2 separate regions of the Homo sapiens genome follow, and region 1 is linked to region 2. Evidence: chromatin loops called from intact Hi-C (ENCODE). Cell type or tissue: dorsolateral prefrontal cortex. All regions are shown on one strand. Links, peaks and the distances in the headings refer to the core of each region. The heading gives the core; the rest is flanking DNA. Region 1 overlaps LOC105371965 (a long non-coding RNA gene). Region 2 overlaps DLGAP1 (DLG associated protein 1).

What was found. Peaks named below come from ENCODE experiments on the same cell type or tissue, not always from the same donor. Only the 100,000 strongest peaks of a DNase experiment are listed, where the experiment ranks them.
Region 1: it touches region 2 in a loop (4-fold over the local background); 14 of 110 quality-filtered maps call a loop at or near these places.

Annotation. Positions count from the first base shown.
Region 1 is chr18:3,461,258-3,464,174 of GRCh38, forward strand. It overlaps LOC105371965 (a long non-coding RNA gene), which reads right to left. Exons shown (of 3, transcript XR_935106.3): 3 at 587-1,197. Among named protein-coding and RNA genes, the nearest start is that of GAPLINC, 3.5 kb to the right of the region's middle. In dorsolateral prefrontal cortex, for the core only: no CTCF peak of the experiment used is centred there; no DNase peak of the experiment used is centred there.
Region 2 is chr18:3,524,805-3,527,721 of GRCh38, forward strand. The region is part of intron 10 of DLGAP1 (DLG associated protein 1); the gene reads right to left. Among named protein-coding and RNA genes, the nearest start is that of GAPLINC, 60 kb to the left of the region's middle. RefSeq lists an enhancer at 1,359-2,103 and a silencer at 1,867-2,161. In dorsolateral prefrontal cortex, for the core only: no CTCF peak of the experiment used is centred there; DNase peaks (open chromatin) are centred at 1,497 and 2,027; H3K4me3 peaks cover 1,498 bases; H3K27ac peaks cover 2,216 bases.

The DNA.
Region 1 (2,917 bases), core at 240-2,739, 64 kb before region 2:
TTCTCATAAATATAATGTCTTTCTCTGGCTGTCTTATTTTTGAATTTCAGCAGTGTCACTAAAATATGCCTAGGTATGGTTTGTTTGTACTTATTTAGCTGGGGGTTCATTGAACTTTTGGATCTGTAAATCTATTTTTTTTATTTATTTTAAAATCAAACTTGGGGAAATTTTGGCCATTTTTTCCATTTATTTCTTGCTTTCCTGTCTCAGAACTCCAGCAAATTTACATTAGATCACTTGAGGTTGTCCTGTATGTCTCTGAAGCTCTTTTCTTCAGTCTTGTTTCTGTTTTAGATTGAATAATTTGTATAATTTATTTGCAATTCACTAACTCTTCTGCTGTCTTCAGTCTGCTCATGAACGTATCCAGTGGACTTTCATTATAGTACTAGTATTTTTCACATGTAAAATTTCCACTTGGTTCTTTAGTATTCCTAATTCTCTGAGATTCCTCATTACTAATTATGAATATATATCCTTATAAGCATTTATAATAGCTGCCTTAAATACTTGTTTGCTAATTGTAACATGTCCTAATCAGAATCAGTTTCCATTGATTATATTTCACTTCTGTATGGGGTCATTTTTTTTTTTTGCTTGTCTAGTGATTTTTTATTACATGCTGGACAGTATGGATGGTACATTAATAAAGACTACGGATTTGGCTACATTCCTCAGAATAGTTAACTTTTGTCCTCAAGCAGCTCATTCGCCTGAACTGAAACTTCAAACCATCCTGTAATGGATAGCAGCCGAAGTCTCTGATTAGTTTTCAGCTTCCGGCTGCTGCCTTTCAATGGGCCCACTGGCGTCTCCCCTGCTGCACAAACCAACTAGGGATTTGAACAAAATTTCTGTTCAGAGGTTGAGATTTGCTCCTTCTTCAGTTCCCCTCTTTCCAGAATTCTTCTCCTAACTTTCTTAACTTTTGCTCTGCTCTGCCCACCCCATTTCTGTCCTTGACATCTCAAGCCACTGAAGATGCAGCTTTCTGCCACCCCTAACCTTCTGAAGAATGAGGACTGCCTTCAGGCAAAAGGTGCAAACTTGTACATCTTGAAGTTCTCTTCTTTTAGGGGAAGACGACCCTCCAGTTTATGCTTTTGGTTACTCTTCAGGCCTTCAACTAGCTTTTTGTTTGTTTAACTTTTTGTTCATTCACACTTCATGATTGTTAACCTGGAGGGAATTAGTCTGAAAAAGGAAAAAAAAAATCCACTATTACTAGAAACTAGAATTTTACTATAGTTACTTTGAAACTCCAAATCAGTGGTTCTCAAACTTAACTGAACACTGGAATCACCTAGAAAGCTAAAAAAAAACAAACAAAAAACAAAACAAAACAAACAAAAAAAACTGTGGCCTCGAGTTGGGAATTTTTAGAAGATCTCTTAGTGATTCCAATGCATAGACAAGATTGAGAACCATTGCCTTAAATAATTCTTTAAATCAGCCATTGTTTCTGTCCTTATCCAGAACATGGGGAGTTGACCGTTCTTTTTCCAGACCTAAAAACAAAACAAAACAAAAATTGTTTCTGTAGTCTTTTTTGTTTGGACAGAAGGACTGAAAATTAGAGTCTTACAGAAATGTAATTTGTCTTACAGAAATATAATTTGCTGTAGAATTATTTTGTCACCCAGGTCAGCTTGTTCAATTAGAGTTTAGCATAAATTTGATATTTGGTACTATATACACATAGCTCATACCATATGTAAAGCTAAGCCTCTGAGTGATAGACCCCAAAACTTACTGCAGGAATACAAAATATTCATTTGTATTCAATCAAAAAGTAAAATTTATCTCTGGAAACTGGCCAGAGAGCAAAAAGCAATGTTTAGAGATCAGTTTTAGGTCTCATTCAGCTCATTAACAGGAGAATGTGTCAAGTCTTAACCTCCAAAAATCGTGACCTCTAATTAAAAACAGGCTATGTTCTGGGCTGAGTTTTATGATTCAGAGGCTGAAAAGAGAGACATTCAACAAATGCTTTGTGGCTGAAAGAAGAGCAGTAACTTAGGGTTGATGGTTACAATAGCACAGCTGGCAAAGAAAGGAAGCATGAGAAATCAATGAATAAAAATAATAAGTAGTACAGAGATTTAACTAAATATCAAGGAAACGGGGTTTTTGAATGAAATGTGTTATAGACATCAATAGAATGTGCAACCTTTGAAGCACACTGTGGGTGACTTAGAAAGGAAACCAAATCCAATGATGGAAATTTACTCAGGTTTAGAAGGAACATATTTATAGACAAATATTTAACATAGAGGTAAGGAAAATAAAACCATGGAGGGATTTCAGAAGATAAATTGTTACTCTAGGAAGTGTCAGCTTGTTTTGTTTTTTAAAAATATTCCAAACTATTTTCCTTTTTTTTTTTCCTGAGACAGGGTCTCATTCTGTCACCCAGGCTGGAGTGCAGTGGCTCAATCTCGGCTCACTGCAACCTCCACCTCCCAGGTTCAAGTGACTTTCCTGCCTCAGCCTCCCAAGTAGCTGGAATTACAGGCGTGTGCCACCACGTCCCACTCTTTTTTTGTATTTTTAGTAGACACAGGGTTTCACCATGTTGGCTAGTCTGGTCTTGAACTCCTCCTGACCTCAAATGATCCACCCGCCTTGGCCTCCCAAAGTGTTGGGATTACAGGCGTGAGCCACCGTGCCCAGCCTCCAAATTATTTTCTTTATAAAGAAAATTACTGAAACTTGAACATATTCTTATTTGATCAGATCATTCTAACTTATGATCTTAGGACAAATTCAATTCTCCTATCTTGTCTCAAATTTTTGCTAATATATATTTTAATACTCTAAAGGCATAAATTATCTCCATATAAATTGTAATGTGAGGATAAGGCTTTCAGAGACTGTAAATAGGTTGAAATGCAACAAAAGGTACACATTTAAA
Region 2 (2,917 bases), core at 330-2,829:
TCATTTACGAGTGTGTCCTTGCGGCAAAAATTTCCCCAACCTACTGCCCAGCAGCTGCTTCTCAGACACACTTGTGATCCGGAGCTGCCATCAACAAAACGTCTCCATAGAAAACGTGGATCTGTTTCATTCCTGACTGGCAGTTGCTGATCTGCATTGCACAACAGTGCTTTTTTTGTTTTGTTTTGTTTTTAGCTGAAACTTGGTGGCTAATGAATAAAGAATGGATTCTCTAGTAGAAGTTTTCCCATAGACTAACACCAGAGTTTCCACAGTGTTCTGGGGGAAAAAAAAAAAAATCAACAACATTATTTTGTTTTTAAAGAGCAAGTTTTTCAAAAACTCAGCTAATTTTAATTTTTTTTTCCCAGTTCCAACCCCTCCAGGAGCCTTACTCGTAGAAGATGGTCATTCTTTGGATCAATATCTTGACTTATATCAGCCACGAAATGGTAGCATCATATACATCATATAGATAAAGACAGTTTTGAGCCTTTGAAAGTTGGATGAAATGAAATTAGTTTCTATTTCCCTAGGTAATCTAAATGAAAAAAACTGTATATTTTATTTGAAGTCCATTGCATTTATTGCATTTATTTTTTAATTTATTTTCGACATGGAGTTTTGCTCTGTCACCCAGGCTGGAGTGCAGTGGCGTGATCTCGGCTCACTGCAACCTCCACCTCCTGGGTTCAAGCAGTTCTCCTTCCTCAGCCTCCCGAGTAGCTGGGATTACATGCATGCACCACCAAGCCCAGCTAATTTTTGTATTTTTAGTAGAGACGGAGTTTCAACCATGTTGGCCAGGCTGGTCTCCAACTCCTGACCTCGTGATCTGCCTGCCTCGGCCTCCCAAAGTGCTGGGATTATAGGCATGAGCCACTGCGCCCCACCAGTCCATTGCATTTATATTTCACAGAAACAGTTATTGGAGAAAATGATAGGAGGTCTTGCTCCGTGAGCCAGTCCCTCTCTTTGCCATCTCTGGAATGACAGAAACACCACTGGCCTAGGAACAGATCTGTTTCCAGGCCCAGTTCTGCCCCCAATTAACCACATCACTTCACCTCTTCATGCTTTCGTGCCCTCCTGAGCTGGGAGACACCACCCTCAAGAAGCACATCCACAAAAGGATGGTGTCTAATGGCCTTCTGGCACCAGCGCTGTGCAAAGCGGCATGAATGGAGCATTCTCAAGGTTAAACATATGGCACATTACAGCCGATTTCCTTTTCATTACTGCCACTTCCTCTGCGGTCACTAATTTCAGGTTGTCTGGAGCTTACAAAAAGAGACATGCAAGTATGTGTGTCTGTGTGTGTGGTGGAGTGGGAGGGACCTTTTGAGGGTTCATTGCAAGAGTTAGATGAGAATAAAACAGAAAGGAGCTAGGCTAGAATGCAGCCATTGCTCCCCACTTAGAAACACACACGGGCTGGAGGCAGATGAATTGCAGAACTCACAGATACAGCTTTGTCTGCCACCCACTGTTTCACAGGCCGCAGAGACACAGCAGAGGCAATCCCAGGCGGATAAACCCTGGGTGATGGCACCGATAGACCATCACAATGACTGTGCACAGTTTCCGTAACCAAACCTGAAACCAGGCAAACCCCATTTCAGGTGTCATTACCAGCCCCGCATTCGCTGCCAAGGGTCCCAAGCCTTCTAGGGGACTGAAGGCCAAGTTTCACTAGCTTGGATGCTATTACCAGGCAAAATTAAAGTGGAAGAATTAATCTGCCTCCGGCACATGCTCTAGGTTTATCAGTTTGTTTCAGATAAAGCCTGAAAATTCCACGTATTTGTTGTCTACAATTCAGAAGGCAAAGACAGATTTAGAAGTACAATCACCGGTATTTCATCTTAGGGCCATTGAAACCTGAGCCTATGTTCTTTCCCCACAGTGGTAGACTGCATTCCTAGTTGGAGGCATTCAGCTCCATCTGGTCGTTTCATCCCCGGTTAGATAATACCAGACGTATCTATGTAACATACAAGCCACTGTCAAATAGCACTGAGCCATCTCCCTGAGACAGCTGTTTCACACAAGGGCTTCATTGTCTGAGAAGAGCTCGTATCATTTTACTTCAAGTGCTGCGGGAACAAGCATTCTGTCAGCTGTCTTGGCTTGGAGGAAACCTCACTCACTGCAGTTTCATTATTTTATTATCAAGCCAAAAAAAAAAAGGTACTGTCGACGGTTGGGGTTGAAGGTTTAAAACAAGAACTAAAGTCTTTGCTCTGCTTTGCATTTATCAGGGAAAACAGTAACTCCAGGCACCCAAAGAATGTATAGTTACACTGTTCAAAAGATAGCTTGAGGCTCCTGGCTACTCCAAATGCTTGTTTTCGGTCTGCCTTTTGTTACCCACATTTAGTCAGTTTCAGGTGAACTAGGAAGGTGTTTTCCAGCCCTGTGAGGCCAAAAGCAGCTGTCACAATTAGCATAATGACATCACAAAATAATTAATAACTAAATAACTATTTAAAATTAGATAGACTCTTTCTTCTTCAACTCTCTAATAGAGAAAGATGATTACAACTACCCCACATGCAATATCTGAACCTCAAATTTCCAGTGAGTAAACAGGTTATTTTCCAAACTTTTTTTTTTTTTTTTTTTTTTGCCATGGATGCACTGTATTTTGAATTCAGGGAGTCAATTAACAAAATACATTCTTACATGAATATGAACATGAACATGGTTGTTCTGCTTATCTTTAGCTGCTGCTGCCTATTTCTGAGTTTTTGTTTTTTTAGTTTTTTTTGTTTTGTTTTGTGTTTGTTGTTTTTTGTTTGTTTGAGACAGAGTCTCCCTCTGTCTCCCAGGCTGGAGTGCAGTGGCACGATCACGGCTCACTGTAGCCTCGACCTCCTGGGCTCAAGCAATGCTCTCACCTCAGCCTCATGAGTAG